2 separate regions of the Homo sapiens genome follow, and region 1 is linked to region 2. The links are chromatin loops, found by intact Hi-C in ENCODE. Cell type or tissue: GM12878. All regions are shown on one strand. Links, peaks and the distances in the headings refer to the core of each region. The heading gives the core; the rest is flanking DNA. Region 1 has its middle 16 kb from the start of SPTY2D1. Region 2 overlaps SAA2-SAA4 (SAA2-SAA4 readthrough).

Evidence for each region. Peaks named below come from ENCODE experiments on the same cell type or tissue, not always from the same donor. Only the 100,000 strongest peaks of a DNase experiment are listed, where the experiment ranks them.
Region 1: it touches region 2 in a loop (2.5-fold over the local background); 8 of 110 quality-filtered maps call a loop at or near these places.

Annotation. Positions count from the first base shown.
Region 1 is chr11:18,646,315-18,654,647 of GRCh38, reverse strand. No RefSeq gene overlaps it. Among named protein-coding and RNA genes, the nearest start is that of SPTY2D1, 16 kb to the right of the region's middle. RefSeq lists enhancers at 4,162-4,881, 4,882-5,602. In GM12878, for the core only: a CTCF peak has its summit at 3,284 (motif pointing right); a DNase peak (open chromatin) is centred at 3,457.
Region 2 is chr11:18,239,352-18,247,684 of GRCh38, reverse strand. It overlaps SAA2-SAA4 (SAA2-SAA4 readthrough), which reads left to right. Exons shown (of 6, transcript NM_001199744.2): 3 at 1,637-1,775. SAA2 (serum amyloid A2) reads left to right here. Exons shown (of 4, transcript NM_030754.5): 3 at 1,637-1,775; 4 at 2,170-2,445. The coding sequence ends at 2,308. Among named protein-coding and RNA genes, the nearest start is that of SAA2, 5.2 kb to the left of the region's middle. RefSeq lists enhancers at 3,429-3,478, 3,609-3,903 and a silencer at 3,589-3,883. In GM12878, for the core only: a CTCF peak has its summit at 3,744 (motif pointing left); DNase peaks (open chromatin) are centred at 566, 1,164 and 3,704; H3K4me3 peaks cover 564 bases; H3K27ac peaks cover 2,739 bases.

The DNA.
Region 1 (8,333 bases), core at 70-8,069, 410 kb before region 2:
TCGCCCAGGCTGGAGTGCAATGGCGTGATCTCAGCTCACTGCAACCTCCACCTCCCGGGTTCAAGTGATTCTCCTGCCTCAGCCTCCTGAGTAGTGGGATTACAGGAGTCTTGCACCACACCCAGCTAATTTTTGTATTTTTAGTAGAGATGGGGTCTCGCCACATTGGCCAGACTGGTCTTGAACTCCTGACCTCAGGTGATCCACCCACCTCAGCCTCCTAAAGTGCTGGGATTACAGGCATGAGCCACCACGCATGGCTATAAATTGCAAGTATCAAATGAACTAAAATGTAAAGTCCTTAGAACCTTCTAAGGTTTACCCATATTGAACACTCAATAAATGTTTGCTCTCATTAAAAATAAGGGAGGAGCCGGGTGTGGTAGCTCACGCCTGTAATCCCAGCACTTTGGGAGGCCGAAGTGGGTGGATCACAAAGTCAGGAGTTTGAGACCAGCCTGATATGGCGAAACCCCATCTCTACTAAAAATACAAAAATTAGCCAAGCATGGTGGTGGGCACCTGTAGTCCTGGCTACTTGGGAGGCCGAGGCAGGAGAATCGCTTGAACCCGGTAGGTGGAGGTTGCAGTGAGCAGAGATCGCGCCATTGCACTCCAGCCTGGGCGACAGAGTGAGACTCTGTCTCAAAAAAAATAAAATAAAATAGAATAAAATAAAATAAAAGGAGGAAATATGCCCAAAATAAACATGTATATATATTCACCATAACACATGTTCAAGAAGATTCATAGCACCAAACTCATAATAGCTCCAGACTAGAAACAACCCAAATATCCATCGACAGAAAATAGTGATATATTCAGGCAGTGAATACTACACACAATGAGAATCAATAAACTACAACTACACACAGAAATACAGATGAATCTCACAAACATAATATTGAGCAAAAGAAGTCACAAAAGACATATACTGCCTGATTCCATTTATAGAAAATTCAAAACTAGACAAAACAAATCTACGTTGTTAGAAATCAAGATAGTGCTTTTCCTTGGAGTAAGGGTAATGACCAGAAAGAGGCTTCTGTGAGTACTGATAATGCTCTTTTTTGTGATCTGCTTACTGAAGTGTGTTGAATTTGTGAAAATTTATCTGTATACTTTCAATTTGTTCATTTTTAGTATGTTTGTTATACTCCAATTAAATTATTTCCTTTTTTTTTTTTTTTTTTTTTGAGACGAACTCTCACTCTATCGCCCAGGCTGGAGTGCAGTGGCGCAATCTCGGCTCACTGCAAGCTCCACCCCCCGGGTTCACGCCGTTCTCCTGCCTCAGCCTCCCGAGTAGCTGGGACTGCAGGCGCCCACCACTACGCCCAGCTAATTTTTTGTATTTTTAGTAGAGACGGGGTTCACGTGTTAGCCAGGATGGTCTTGATCTCCTGATCTCGTGATCCGCCCACCTCGGCCTCCCAAAGTGCTGGGATTACAGGCGTGAGCCACCGCGCCCGGCCAAATGATTTCTTAAAAGTCAAAAGTGGCAGGGAATAATACGCACAATCTTACGCTCATAAATAACTACCATTGTCATTTTGGAGTGGATTCATCTGGGCAATTTCTACACATATATAAACATATAAATAGGCCAGGTGGGGTGGCTCACACCTGTAATCCCAGCACTTTGGGAGGCTGAGGCAGGTGGATCACCTGAGGTCAGGAGTTTGAGACCAGCCTGGCCAACATGGCGAAACCCTGTCTCTCCTAAAAATACAAAAATAAGCTAGGCGTGGTGGCACACACTTATAATCCCAGCTACTCAGGAGGCCGAGGCAGGAGAAACGCTTGAACCTGGGAGAGGGAGGTTGCAGTGAGCTGAGATCACTGCACTCTAGCCTGGGCAACAGAGCAAGACTCCATCTCAAAAACAAAAACATGTAAATAGATGAGCTTATACTACACTATTATTTTTTTCACCTATCACCTAATTTTTTCACTTATTAATATAAATCTTAAACACTATTTCATGTACAACATTATTCTTAGTGGTTATAGAGTATCACATGTGCATACCACAGTTAATTTAATAAACTCCCTATAGCCAGGCATGGTGGCTCATGCCTGTAATCCCAGCACTTTGGGAGGCCGAGGCGGGCAGATCACCTGAGGTCAGGAGTTTGAGACCAGCTTGGCCAACATGGTGAAACCCCATCTCTACTAAAAAATACAAAAATCAGCCAGGCATGGTGGCAGGCACCTTAATCCCAGCTACTTGGGAGGCAGAGGCAGGATAATCATTTGAACCCAGGAGGCAGAAGTTGCAGTGAGCGGAGATCAAGCCATTGCATTCAAACCTGGGGGACAAGAGTGACACTTCTCTCAAAAATAAAAAATAAAAAAATAAAATAAAAAAAACTCTCTGTAGCTGAACATTTAAGCTATCTCTACATTTTTGCTGTATAAAGAACACTTGGCAACAAGTATTTTTAATTCACTTTTGTACTAGTTTTCCATTATTTTATCCTTGTATTTTTGCTGGGAACTTTTTTTTTTCTTACCTCACTCGTTCTTTCCTCTTCACCCGCTTTCTCCTTGCTTATTCTTCATGCTCAAACATACCTAATTATCTATAAGGGTTTAATTCTTGTTCACTTTACAAAAATAGAATCAGCCAGACACAGCGGCTCAAGCCTGTAATCCTAGCACTTTGGGAGCCCAAGGCAGGGGGATAGCTTGAGGCCAGGAGTTCCAGCAGCCTGGGCAACTCGGTGAGATCACATCTCTATACTAAATAGAGAAATTAGCCAAGTGTGGTGGTACACACCTATAGTCCTAACTACTCAGGAGGCTGAGGTAGGAGAATTGCTTGAGCTCAGGAATTTGAAGTGATAGTGAGCTATGATCTCACTACTACACTCCAGCCTGGGTGATGGAGTGAGATCCTGTCTCTTGAAAAAAAAAAAAATCATAGGCTTTCCTCTGAAATTTCTGGTTTCATTTTGCCAAAGCTCACAGAAGCCCCTCTAGAGCACTTGATATGGCTCTAACATATATTTTAAGTAGCTGCCACAATATCCAGTGGGATGGGTATACCATGATTTTAGTCAATCATTCTCTTATTGAGAACACCCAAGTTATTTCTAGGGCTTAAACATTACAAAAAAATCCTGCAATAAGTGTCATTGTGTGTATGACCTTATGTGCCCATTGCCAATTTATTGCCTCTTCCAAATTCATCCTTTTTGATGGCTCTGTAAATAACAGTTCTGGGCCCTTTAAATATTTTCCTTTGCAAGTGATGCTGAGGCTTTGTCAGTAGAGGGCGCTACAGACATTGAAGGAGAGTCTCTTGCTTCCTGGTTCCTGTGTGCTTCCTTGGCCGTCTCCTTGCAGGCGACTTGGTGTCTTAGTCCTCTGGCTCCTGCAATGCATGGCGGTTCGTGCACCAGCAGCCGCAGCTTCCTCCCGGTACTCTCCCCCAGGGAGTTTTTATAAAAGAGTTCCTACAGTGAGACATCTCCCTGTGAACAGCTTTCCCCAGCACCCTAGAAGACAGATACTTAACACGTTTCAGAGGATGGATTTCCAGTTAGTTCTACTGATTTCTGTCACTTAGTGAGCCACAGCCATGTCCGTTCCAACAAGATCTGGATCTCAGCCGTAGGTCTTCCTTGGATCTTCTATCTCATTTATGGGGTTAGTGGTTGCTTCCTAACCTAACCGCTTCCTTTTTGTTTGTTTGAGACGAAGTCTCGCTCTGTCGCCCACGCTGGAAGGCAACGGCACGATCTCGGCTCACTGCAACTTCTGCCTCCTGGGTTCAAGCGATTCTCTGGTCTCAGCCTCCAGAGTAGCTGGGATTACAGGTATGCACCACCATGCCCCGCTAGTTTTTTGTATTTTTAGTAGAGATGGGGTTTCACCATGTTGGCCAGGCTGGTCTCAAACTCCTGACCTCAGGTGATCCACCTGCGTCGGCCTCCCAAAGTGCTAGGATTACAGACATGAGCCACTACTGCACGCAGCCTGCTTCCTGTATTCTTTAGAATTCTACTTCTTACTAGTCAATCCCTCATTACTCCAATCTTCTGTTATAGTTAATAATTCTTCATGTTAAACTTCTCTGTTTGAATTACTAAGTGGTTTTTCTCTCTTGATTCTACTCAGACTGAGACACTACCTGCCATGTTGCATGGGTGGAGTATGCTATAGTTTTCCTCTATCATTTACCTACTGAAGGCATCCGGGTTGTTTCTAGGTTTTAGCCAATACACATAAATCTGCAATAAATGTCCTTGTACATATAACTTTGTGTACTGGTGGTTTTATGTCTGAATGTTCTATCTCAAAATTGGAATTGCTGCTTCAAGGCACCAAGGAGCTCTCGTCACCAGCCAGACCCATTCTCCTCAGTCCCTGCTTTCACCAAATGGTTTTGTCTTTTACCTGATTAAGAAAATGAAAGTTATCTCATGTGATGGCTGCATGTCCATTTCAAAGTATCTTGGTTTTCATCCTTCCTCTTTCTTTATGCTTTTCTCTAAGGAAAAGTGTCCCTCCCTTCTCCATGCATTCATTTAACTAGCATTTGCTGAGCTCCTTCTATAAGACTGGCCCTGTGCCAGTGGCTACAGATACGGAGATAAACAAGAATTGGTCCCTGCACACACAGTGCCGGTTAACTATCTTGGAGTTTACTTCTTATGGCCTCTCTCTTATCTCTTCAGACACTTTTTTTTTTTTTTTAGATGGACACTCGCTCTGTCACCCAGTTTGGAGTGCAGTGGCGCAATCTTGGCTCACTGCAACCTCCGCCTCCCGGGTTCAAGTGATTCTCCTGCCTCAGCCTCCCGAGTAGCTGGGACTATAGGTGCAAGCAACCACGCCCAGCTAATTTTTGTATTTTTAGTAGACACGGGGTTTCACCATGTTGGCCAGGCTAGTCTCGAACTCCTGACCTCAAGTGATGAGCCTGCCTCGGCCTCCCAAAGTGCTGGGATTACAGGCATGAGCCACCGCACCCAGCCACTTTAGACACTTACTATTGTGTTTTCCCTTCAGCCTGCGTGTGTGCTCTCATCCTTCCTCTGAGGATAGTTTGCCTGGACCCAGCTTCCCTTTCACACTACTGTCCTGACATTTTTCCTTTATTGCCAGACTTCCCAGTGGTGGCCTTGGCTCACTGCCCCCGCTGTTTCTCATCTCATTTTCTCTTTGTCTCACGTGTCCCTGTGAAGAGACCACCAAACAGGCTTTGTGTGAGCAACAAGGCTGTTTATTTCACCTGGGTGCAGGTGAGCTGAGTCCGAAAAGAGAGTCAGCAAAGGGTGGTGGATTATCATTAGTTCTCATAGGTTTTGGGATAGGCGGTCAAGTTAGGAACAGTGTTTTGTGGGCAGGGGGTGGATCTCACAAAGTACATTCTCAAGGGTGGGGAGAATTACAAAGAACCTTCTTAAGGGTGGGGAGATTACAAAGTACATTGATCAGTTAGGGTGGGGCAGGAACAAATCACAATGGTGGAATGTCATCAGTTAAGGCTATTTTCACTTCTTTTGTGGATCGTCAGTTACTTCAGACAGTCTGGATGTATACGTGCAGGTCACAGGGGATATGATGGCTTAGCTTGGCCTCAGAGGCCTGACATTCCTGTCTTCTTAAATTAATAAGAAAAATAAAACAAAATAGTGGTAAAGTGTTGGGGCGGCGAAAATTTTTGGGGGTGGTATGGAGAGATAATGGGCGATGTTTCTCAGGGCTGCTTCGAGCAGGATTAGGGGTGGTGTGGGAACCTACAGTGGGAGAGATTCAACTGAAGAAAGATTTTGGAGTAAGGGGTGATATTGTGGGGTTGTTGGAAGGCGCATTTGTCATATAGAATTATTGGTGATGGCCTGGATGCGGTTTTGTATGAATTGAGAAACTAAACGAAAGACACAAGTTCCGAATAAAAGAAGGAGAAAAATAGGTATTAAAGGACTAAGAATTGGGAGTACCCAGGACGTCCAATTAGAGAGTATCCAAAGGGGTTCAATGTTATTGTTTGCTTGATTGGCAAGTTTTTGGGCTCTATCCTTGAGATTTTTTTATGTTGTCATATACCAGGCCAGATTGATTTAGGTAAAAACAACACTCTTCATTTAAAAATATACAAAGTTCTCCTTTTTCAGCAGTGAGTAAATTGAGGCCTCAGCAATTTTGGAGGAAAGAGAAATGCAAAGCCAGCAACTGTTTGTTAAAGAAGGATTAGAAATGGCTAGGAGAGAGTGAGATTGATAGTGTGGTGGAGATAGCTGGGAGAGGTAGAGGGTGGAATAAGAACGGGAACCAGAATAAGAGTGAGTATAAAAGTAAAGAATAGGACTTCATCACGGTGAAAGTATTGGAGTGTACTTTGTCACTGAAGATCTTCTATCCACTTAAAGAGAGACTTAAGGGTGGCAGTTTGAGGTAAAACCAGGTGCCACTGAATACCAAGAGCCTGAGAAACTGAGGTGGGAAGGCCAAACTGAGGAATTATGTCTGACAGAAGGGAAGAATTGACCACGGTGGCCTTCTCAGACCCTGTGGGAAAGGCCTCTACCCATCCAGTGAAAGTGTCTACCTAGACCAGGAGGTATTTTAGTTTCCTGACTCGAGCATGTGAGTAAAGTCAATTTGCCAGTCCTGGGTGGGGGCAAATCCACGAGCTTGATGTGTAGGGAAGGGAAGGGGCCTGAACAATCCCTGAGGAGTAGTAGAATAGCAGATGGAACAACGAAGAAGTGATTTCCTTGAGGATAGATTTCCACAATGGAAAGGAAATGAGAGATTCTAAGAGGCGGGCTAGTGGCTTATAACCTACATGGAAGAGGTTATGAAATGACAATAGAATAGAATGGGCCTGTGAGACTGGAAGGAGATATTTTCCTTGGTGCAAGAACCATTTGCCTTGTGTGGGAAGAGACTGATAGGTGGAAGTTTCAATGGAGGAGTAGGTGGGAGTGACCAGATGAGAAGGAGAAAAACTGGCCGTGAGGGACAGAAGTTGGAAAGCTAGCTGCTTTTTTAGCTACCTTATCAGCATAAGCGTTGCCCTGAGTGATGGGATCTGATGCCTTTTGATGGCGCTTGCAGTGTAAGACTCCAGCTTCCTTTGGAAGTAAAGCGGCCTTGAGAAGAGTTTTTATTAAAGAGGCATCAATGATGGAGGACCTTGTGTAGTAAGGAAATCTCTTTCAGCCCATATAACAGCAAAGTGGTGCAGGATATGGAAGGCATATTTAGAGTCAGTATAAATATTGACGCCTAGTCCTTTTGCAAGAGTGAGGGTTGGAGTTAAGGCAATGAGTTCGGCTTGCTGAGAGGTAGTGGAGGGGGGCAGAGCAGTAGCCTCAATGACAGATGTGGAATATACTATAGCATACCCTGCCTTTGCTGGTATGTGGTGATTAGTCCTGGTGGAACTGCCATCAATAAACCAAGTGTGATCAGGGTGAGGAACAGGAAAAAAGGAAATATGGGGAAATGGAGTGAACATCAGGTGTATCAGAGAGATGCAGTCATGGGGGTCAGGTGTGGTATCAGGAATAATGAGAGAGGCTGGATTGAAGTCCAGGCCAGGAACAATGGTAACTGTGGGAGACTCAACAAAGAGTGAGTACAGCTGAAGGAGCTGGGGAGCAGAAAGTATATGTGTCAGGTGTGAGGAAGAAAATAGATTTTGGAAGTTATGAGACTGTAGAGAGTGAGTTGAGCATAGTTTGTGATGTTGACGGTGTCTGAAAGTATTAGGGTGGCAGCAGCCACTGCACAGAGACATGATGGCCAGACTAAAACAGTAAGGTCAAATTGTTTGGACAAAAAGCCTACAGGGCATGGTCCCGGCTCTTGTGTAAGAATTTTTACCACACAACCCTGTACTTTGGCTCTATGTAATGAAAGGGGTTGGGATGAGTTGGGAAAGCCAGCGTGGGGGCAGCTTCTAGGGCTGTTTTTAAGGAACAGAAAGAGGAGTGGTGAAAGGATTTAGGAGCTATGGAGTTAGCTAGGTTTGGTTTTGTGAGTTTATATAATGGTTTTGTTAGGATGGCAAAACCAGGTATCTAAAGGCGAAAGTATCCTACCATGCCCAGTAAGGAAAGGAGTTGTAGTTTTGTAGAAGGGGCTGGGGTTTGGGAGATTAGCTGGACACGATCAGCAGGGAGAGCACGTGTTTTCATGAAGAATCATGTCGAGATAGGTAATGGATGAGGAAGAAATTTGGGCTTGACTGAAGTAATGGGGGCTGTCCACGAAGGCTTGTGGCAGTACAGCCCAGGTAATTTGCTGAGCCTGATGGGTGTCAGGGTCAGTCCAAGTGAAAGCGAAGAGAGGCTGGGATGAAGGGTGCAAAG
Region 2 (8,333 bases), core at 13-8,012:
GGATCACATTTCAGAAGCCGCTGCAAGGTGTATCAAAAACACATCTCCTGAGCCGTAAGGGACGGGGCATCCAGTAACAACGCACACGGGGTATTTTTGGGCTTCCTTAAGATTTGAGCCGCTGCCTTAGGTTGTGCTGCCCAATGTGCCTGGGGAGCTGCTAAACAGATTAGAGAGTCGAGGATTGTTGTCAGTTACTCAGAGAAAGAACAATCATCCTTTCCAGGAGCACCTGAGCTGTTTGTTTTGAGTAGAAGATGCAAAATAAGGCCTGCAATTGGTATAAAATGTCCCTCAGCATAAATCGCATAGGAGTATGACTAAGGCTGTTGACTCTTCTGTCTTCTTTCTCCTTCCTCCTTCGATTTCCTAGTTGGATAATGTACAGGGCTCTTTAGCCTCGCTCTGTCAGGGGCTCCCTTCCTGGTTTGTTCTGTTTCCATTCTTCCTTCTCCAGCCTTCTTGACAAGAGCTGGGAACTAACGTGCCTCAAGCCCCCACAAGGACCACAGCATTTTCTCATCTAGTTTCAGAATGACTCTGTGAGGCAGGCATCCCTTCTGTGAAGGTGAGAAAGCTGAGACTTAGAGCAGCTGAGGCCAATGCCCAGGGACTTACTGCCAGTCAGCAGGTGGCAGGGCAGAGGTTTGAGCCCGGCTGTGCTTGAGGTCAGGGCTCTTGCCAGGTAGACGCATCACTGACCACCTCCCAGAGGTTGATGGTTATGAATCTCAGACACACCTTGGCATCACCTGAACTACCCATGCCTTCAACTCCCCAGCAGAGTCTGCAGAAACTGGCCTGGGGTGTGGCCTGGGCACTGGGACTTTCAGTTTCTCTCTGGGTGATTAGAAAGTGCAGCCAAGGCTCACGCCTGTAATTCCAGCACTTTGGGAGGCCAAGGTGGATGAATCACTTGAGGTCATGAGTTCCGGAGCAGCCTGGCCAACATGGTGAAACCCTGTGTCTACTAAAAATATGAAAATGTAGCCAGGCGTGGTGGCAGGCACCTGTAATCCCAGCTACTCAGGAGGCTGAAGCAGGAAAATCACTTGAACCCGGGAAGCGGAAGTTGTAGTGAGTTACATTGCTCCAGTGTGCTCCAGCCTGGGTGACAGAGTGAGACTCCGTCTAAAAAAATAAAAAAGAAAAAGAAAGTGCAACCACGGCGGAGAACCGCTGCTCTATTGCTTCCTCAAGCAACCCACAGTATCAGTACAGCCTACTGAGAAAGTGTTTAGGGACTTTTATGCTCCTAACAGTCACTGGAACTCAGGTCACAATGACATGTATTCCATTTGCAAGAATATATACTTTAGTAGTCAGGGCAGAAGTACTCTGTGTCTGCCACCTTTCTCAGCATCAGTATTCCATGTCACCACCTCATTCATATACACTCCTGGATCTTATCATAGGCAGCTTCATTCTATAGCAGTGGCTCTTCACCAGGGCACTTGAAGAAGCCAACTAGGATAAAGGAATGTGCTTCTCAACCCATGGTATCCAAGGCTGCTATGATCACAGGCTGAAAGCTTGAAGTCAGTGGAAGATTTGTCCTTCTTTCATTCCCCTCTAAGGTGTTGTTGGAGTCTTTATGTTCTCCTGATGTCCCTTCTGCCTTTCCTTTCCTTTCCAGGGGCTCGGGACATGTGGAGAGCCTACTCTGACATGAGAGAAGCCAATTACATCGGCTCAGACAAATACTTCCATGCTCGGGGGAACTATGATGCTGCCAAAAGGGGACCTGGGGGTGCCTGGGCTGCAGAAGTGATCAGGTAACTGGAGCTCCTGGGACGTTAGGGCTGGGTGAGCAGAGCTTGCCTGCCTTGGACAGTCAGGAGGGAGACGAGCTCCTTGTGGAGAAGTTAGAGGCTGTGGTCCCTCCTCTTCTTGCCCTCTCTCTGCCTCTGTGCTCAGTGTGAGGGTCTGAGTGGATGGTAGGAGTGAGTGATTCCTCCCCCTCCCCCTCTGGGTGCTGTTCATCCAGCCTAGGGGTGCCCAGCCTGTCTGAATGGGGCAGTGCCCAGGCAGGGTCAGTGTTTTCACTCCTCCTTCCTTGGCCTTTCTGGGCTCCTCTCTGAGCCCTCCCTTGGAACGGGGAGAATGGGAGGGTGAGCTGTTGCTCACTGGCCTGATGATTAATCTCCTTCTTGCCTGCCTGGACTACAGCAATGCCAGAGAGAATATCCAGAGACTCACAGGCCGTGGTGCGGAGGACTCGCTGGCCGATCAGGCTGCCAATAAATGGGGCAGGAGTGGCAGAGACCCCAATCACTTCCGACCTGCTGGCCTGCCTGAGAAATACTGAGCTTCCTCTTCACTCTGCTCTCAGGAGACCTGGCTATGAGGCCCTCGGGGCAGGGATACAAAGTTAGTGAGGTCTATGTCCAGAGAAGCTGAGATATGGCATATAATAGGCATCTAATAAATGCTTAAGAGGTGGAATTTGTTGAAACAGTGTGTTCTTCTTTTGGTGCTGACTGCCTGTTTGGTACAAAAGGGAAATCAATGCACACCCACATGAAGGGTGAGCCTAGGTAGGCCTATGTGTTTGGATGTGAGGAGACATTCTTAGTAGTCACAGTGCAGACACCTGCATCAACCCTTCCACAAATTAGACCTCCTTTTTTCCAGACCTTTGTGGTTACATTGTTGCTATTTCCAGTCCCTTCCTTGCCCAGGCTTCTCATCTCCTGTGAATTATTTCCTGTTACCTTCTCTGTCCCTCAGTTCTTCATTCCTCAGTGATCTCTGTTTCTGGAGGCAGGGGCTACAGACAATTGAATTGTGAAGTCCTGCCTCAGCGACTGCCACCCGAGTCTTCCTTTCATTTCTCAGCAACACCTACAAATCCAGGCATTAATGAATTTCTACCCACTCCATCTAAAAAATACCTCCAATGCAGTTCTCTTCCACTCTATTTTCATTGCCTTCTTTCAAGTCTAAATATGTAATGCGACTCCTTTTATGAATGTTTTCTGAGTTTCTGGAGCTTAACTAGATCAAAGTTGTGGAAGTGGTGGCAGTGGAGAGAGAGCCAGATAGAGAAGAACTGTTTTATCAGTCAGGGTCCCTTTGGGAGACAGAAACCAGGCAGTAATTTGAAAAGGGAAATTTTAATATAAAGAATTATTAACTGAGAGCAGCATTAACTTCTAAGAGTACAGAATATGAGAAGGTATAAATTTGAGATTGGGCCCCTCACAAGACTGACATTGGATGGCAAATAGTTTACTGGGTCCTTCAAGCCAAAACTGACATATAAGAACTCCATTGAGGTATTAATGAAACTTGGCAGGAAGCTACCCAGGGTGTAACTTAACTCTGGGAATGCAGCTAGGGTTCCTGTGACAAATTTGGGAAACTGCTTGGGGGCAGGAGATAGGTTATCAAAACCCCTGGGAAGCCAGCTGTGGAAGTGGCAGTGCTCTGGAGTGAACTGTATCTTGCCAAAATGTATATGTTGAAACCCCAACTCACAGCATGGCTGTACTATTTTGTTACAGCAGCCCAAGCTGATTAAAATAAGTGGGCTGCTGGTAAACATCATGGACATCCTACTGAGGTGCCACAGAAATTGTCAGGAAACTGTCTTGGCCTTGGGATGCCACTCAGATCTCTGGGGCAAGTGCCACTGGTTGTCCTGTACAGGAGAAGAGTACTGCAGGAGCTGAAAGGAAGCAAAGCACAAAAGAACAGGAAAAGATGTCTTCATCTCCTGCTTGGCCCTCTAGCGCCCTCTATGGGTGAAGATTAACATCATGCCCAACTGGCAAAGGAGAAATGTTCACAGGGTCCAGCTCCAGCATCACAAATAGGACAAAGGGGTGGGTGTGGAGCTGAAAATAAAGAAACTGATAACTGGCATACCCCTTTTCTCTGAAAAAGGATTGAGGAGGACTCCTAAGGTGAGAAGACTAGTTATAAAATTATATTTACAGAGTAAAGACAAATTTATTTGTCAAGGAGGAAGAAAATGTATGGATATAAAGTAGAACTATTTACAACAGAACTTTCTCATACAGTTCTCATCAAAAGACACTAATAGAAGTGTAGGTATAGGAGGTATAGGAGGTTTGAGTCTGAGTCTCAAAGATGTGCCAATGCCAAAACAAGGCAAGGGCAAGATAAATAAGATGGAGAGAGGCGTGGAAGATTGGCTCATGGGAGCAGACTCAATGCACTGTTGAGATTAGTGTTCAGTCTAGTAAAGTCTGAGTTGACCCCAAGTTGTAAAAAAAGACTGTAATGCTATTATTACAATAGCAATTGTAAATGCTTACAATTAGATTTCTGTCACAAGTACTGAAGTTGTAGATTTTGGGGGGCAGGAGGGAGAGAAAGGGAGGATGAGAGAAAGAATGGCTTTCAAAGTCAAATAAAGCAAGCTTTCAAAGTCTAGTCTTTGTAGATATTCAAAACTTTGCAATCAACATATTATTACTAGAAATAATTAACTGAAGCAACATTTGGATACAGAAATTCATTCATCCGTCTGTAAAGGACCAAATCACTCCCCTTCTTGAAATCTATAATTTGAAAAAAAATTTAATTCAATATAGTCCATAGGTTCAGAGGAAGAAAAAGTATAAAAAAAACAAGAAAAAAATTTTTAAATCGAAATTTGTATCCAAGGAAAAAGGTGCTTGGTTTACCCAGGAATTTATAATTTGTAAAGTCACACCTAATACCTATGCTCTGGCACACCCAAATACCTTTTATTAATTACTTGGTTTTCCTCAGTAAGAATTAACATGCTTCTCTCTGTTAGAAAAGTTTGAGAAAGGGAAATTGCATTGCTCTTTGTTATAGTTGTGTTTTGTTTTGTTTCGTTATTTGAGACAGCATCTCCCTCTTTCATCCAGGCTGAAGTGCCATGGCATGATCATGGCTCACTGCAACCTCGACCTCCCGGGGCTCAAGAGATCCTCCCACTTCAGCCTCTTGAATAACTGGGACTGCAGATGTGCGCCATGACACTTGCCTAATTTTTATATTTTTTGTAGAGATGGGGTTTCGCCGTGTCACCCAGGCTGGTCTTGAACTCCTGGGCTCAAGTGATCTGCCTGCCTCAGCCTCCCAAAGTGCTGGGATTACAGGCATGAGTCACTGAGCCCAGCCTACTGTTATATTTATTTTTGTGTCGGTTTGAGGCTGCCCAGATTCACATTGTTTCTGGGGTCGTCTGTGAGGGTGTTTCCAGAGGAGATTAACATTTGAATTGGACTTAATAAAGTAGATTGCTATTCTCAATGCAACTGGGCATCACCCAATCTGTTGAAGGCTTGAATAGAACAAAAATAGAGGAAGGACAGATTTGCCTCCCTTTTCCCCTGCCTCACTGCTTGAGTTGGACATCTCCTCTCATCTTCTCTTGCCCTCAAATTGGATTTACGTGATCAGTTGCTCTGGTTCTCAGGCCTTTGAACTCAGACTGAATTACACTTTCCTGAGTTTCTAGCTTGCAGAGGGCAGATCGTGGGACTTCTCAGCCCCAATTATCTTGTGAGCCAATTCCTTACAATAAATAAATACATACATACATACACAAATAAATTATTTGTCCTGTGTCTCTCAAGAACCCTGACTAATAGGGTATCCAAGCTTTTCAGTCTTATCTCCTATGACTAATTAATGTGCCTCATGCTACATGCAAATTGAGCTGCTTGTTATTTTTAAACATGTCATTGAATTAGGAATTATTTCAAACGTTCAGAAATGTGCTTCCATGTGTTCATTCAGCATTTATTATTGTTATTTAAAATATTCATTCATTTATTTATTTATAGATTTAGGGGGTACAAGTACAGATTTGTTACACTGATAGATTGCATAATGGTGAAATCTGGGTTCTTAGTGTAACCATCACCCAAGTAGAGTTCATTGTACCTGTCAGGTAATTTCTCAATCCTCGGCCCCCTTCTGCCCTCCATCTTTCTGAGTCTCCAGTGTCCATTATTCCACTTTCTATGTCCATGTGTACACATTATTTAGCTCCCATTTATAAGTGCGAAAATGTGATATTTGACTTTCTGGGTTATTTCACTTAAGATAATGGCCTCTAGTTCTATCTATGTTGCAGCAAAAGATACGATTTCATTCTTTTTAATGGCTGAATAGTATTCTATGGTGTATATATGTGTATACAGACATACACACACACCCCTCCAATCATTCGTTGATTAACCTAAGACACTTAGGTTAATCCCATATTTTTGCTACTGTGAATAATAGTGTTGTGATAAATACATGCATTCAGGTATATTTTTTATATAATGATCTATTTTCCTTTGGGTAGTACCCAGTAATGGGACTGCTGGGTCAAATGGTAGCTCTATTTTTAGTTCTCTGGGAAATCTCCATACTGCTTTCCACAGAGGCTGTACTAATTGACATTCCCATGAGCAGTGTATAAGCATTCCCTTTTCTCCACATCCTCACCAACATCTGTTGTTTTTTTGACATTTTAGTAATAGCCATTCTGATTGTGTGAGATGGTATCTCATTGTGGTTTTAATTTGTGATTAAATTTGTGTTTAAATTTGTGACTCTGATGATTAGTGATGTTGAGCATTTGTTCATATTTTGTTGGCCATTTGTATGTTTTCTTTTGAAAAATACCTGTTCATGTCCTTTGCCCGCTTTTTAATGGGGTTATTTCCTTTTTTCTTGTTGTCTGAGTTCCTTGTAGAATCTTGGTACTTGTCCTTTGTCAGATGAGTAGTTTGCAAATATTTTCTCCCGTTCTTAGGTTGTCTGTTTACTCTGTTGGCTATTTCTTTTGTTGTGCAGAAGTTTTTAGTTTAGTTTAGTCCTGCTTGTGTATATATTTTTTTGCTGCATTTGCTTTTGAGATCTTAGTCATAAATTCTTTGACTAGGTCAATGTTTGGTAGAATTTTCCTAGGTTTTCTTTTAGAATTTTTTGTTTCAGGTCTTACATTTAAGTTGTTAATCCACCTTGAGTATATATATATATGATGAGAGATATAAAATTTCATTCTTCTGCATATGGCTATCCACTTTTATCAGCACCGTTTATTGAATAAGGTATCATTTCCCCACTGTATGTTTTTGTTGACTTTGTCAAAGATCAGTTGGTTATATGTATGGGGTTTTATTTTTGGGTTCTCTATTTTGTTCCATTGGTCTACGTGTCTATTTTTATACCAGTACCATCAACATTTATTAAATAAGTAGCTATGTGACTAAAGGAACCCAGGGAATGTCACCCCAAAATACAGTACCCTGGTAGGCTGATTATTTTAAAGGCCTTTGAAAGGCAGCAGATGCTGGAAGAGGCTATTCTCTGCTCTTCTTTTATCTGCCTTATGGCTGCATCCCATGAAAGAGAAAACAATAGCCTTCCACCTGCTCCATGAAATCTCATTATTTCAGAGAAGATGACTGAGGAATACAACCACAACTGGATGGACTTTTTCAAAAGATGACACCTGCTTATTTGCCTCATTCAAATTTCAAGAGAATCATTTACAGGTTAATTTCTATTCCCCAGGTCCACTCATTCTTCCTAATAATCATTTATGACTTCAAAAAATTTGTGTACATTCCCCATCTTCTCCTCCCCTATGAAGAATAGTATATAATCACCGGTACCCCATTGGGTTATTGGGAAATCACCCTCCTGTGATTTTCCCCCTTGCATGTTAAAATACGTGTATATGACTTTTTCTCCTATTAATCTGCCTTTGTCAGTTTATTTTCAGCTGAACTGTAGAGAGTGAAGGAAGAAGCCTTTTTTCTTCACTCCTACATGACCCAGGCATTGATCCAGGCAATGAAGATTCAGTGTAAATAACCACCACTAACAAGACCATGGCCTTTGGAACCTGTGCTAAGAGGCATGGATGAGCTCCCTCAGCATGTGGATGGAGACTGAAGAGAGGTCTGAAGGCTCAGTGTGGTGTCTCCATTCTCTAAGAAGTTTGGAGGAGAAGCTGGATACAGCAAAACAGACTGAGAAGGAGCAGCTGTTGGGAAAGGAGGAAAACTAGGAAAGCATGGTGTTCCAGAATCCCTGATGGAGATATTGATTAGTAGTATCAGATTCTGCTTAGCAGTTGAGGAGTTCACCTTTGGCTTAAGCAACATGGAGTCATTGACTATCTCGTGAAGGTGGTTGCAGGAGAAGGTCTGGAGAACTAAATGGAGCAGTGATAAGAGAGAATGGGAGATGGTATGATAGGACTCCTGGACACCCCAGACATCAATCAAAACACCACAGACAAGAAGGTGTGGATACAAAAACTAGCAGTTAGAAGAAATAATAGAAAATGAACTCCAACTACTTCTGAAAAAAAAGTAATGAGGGCA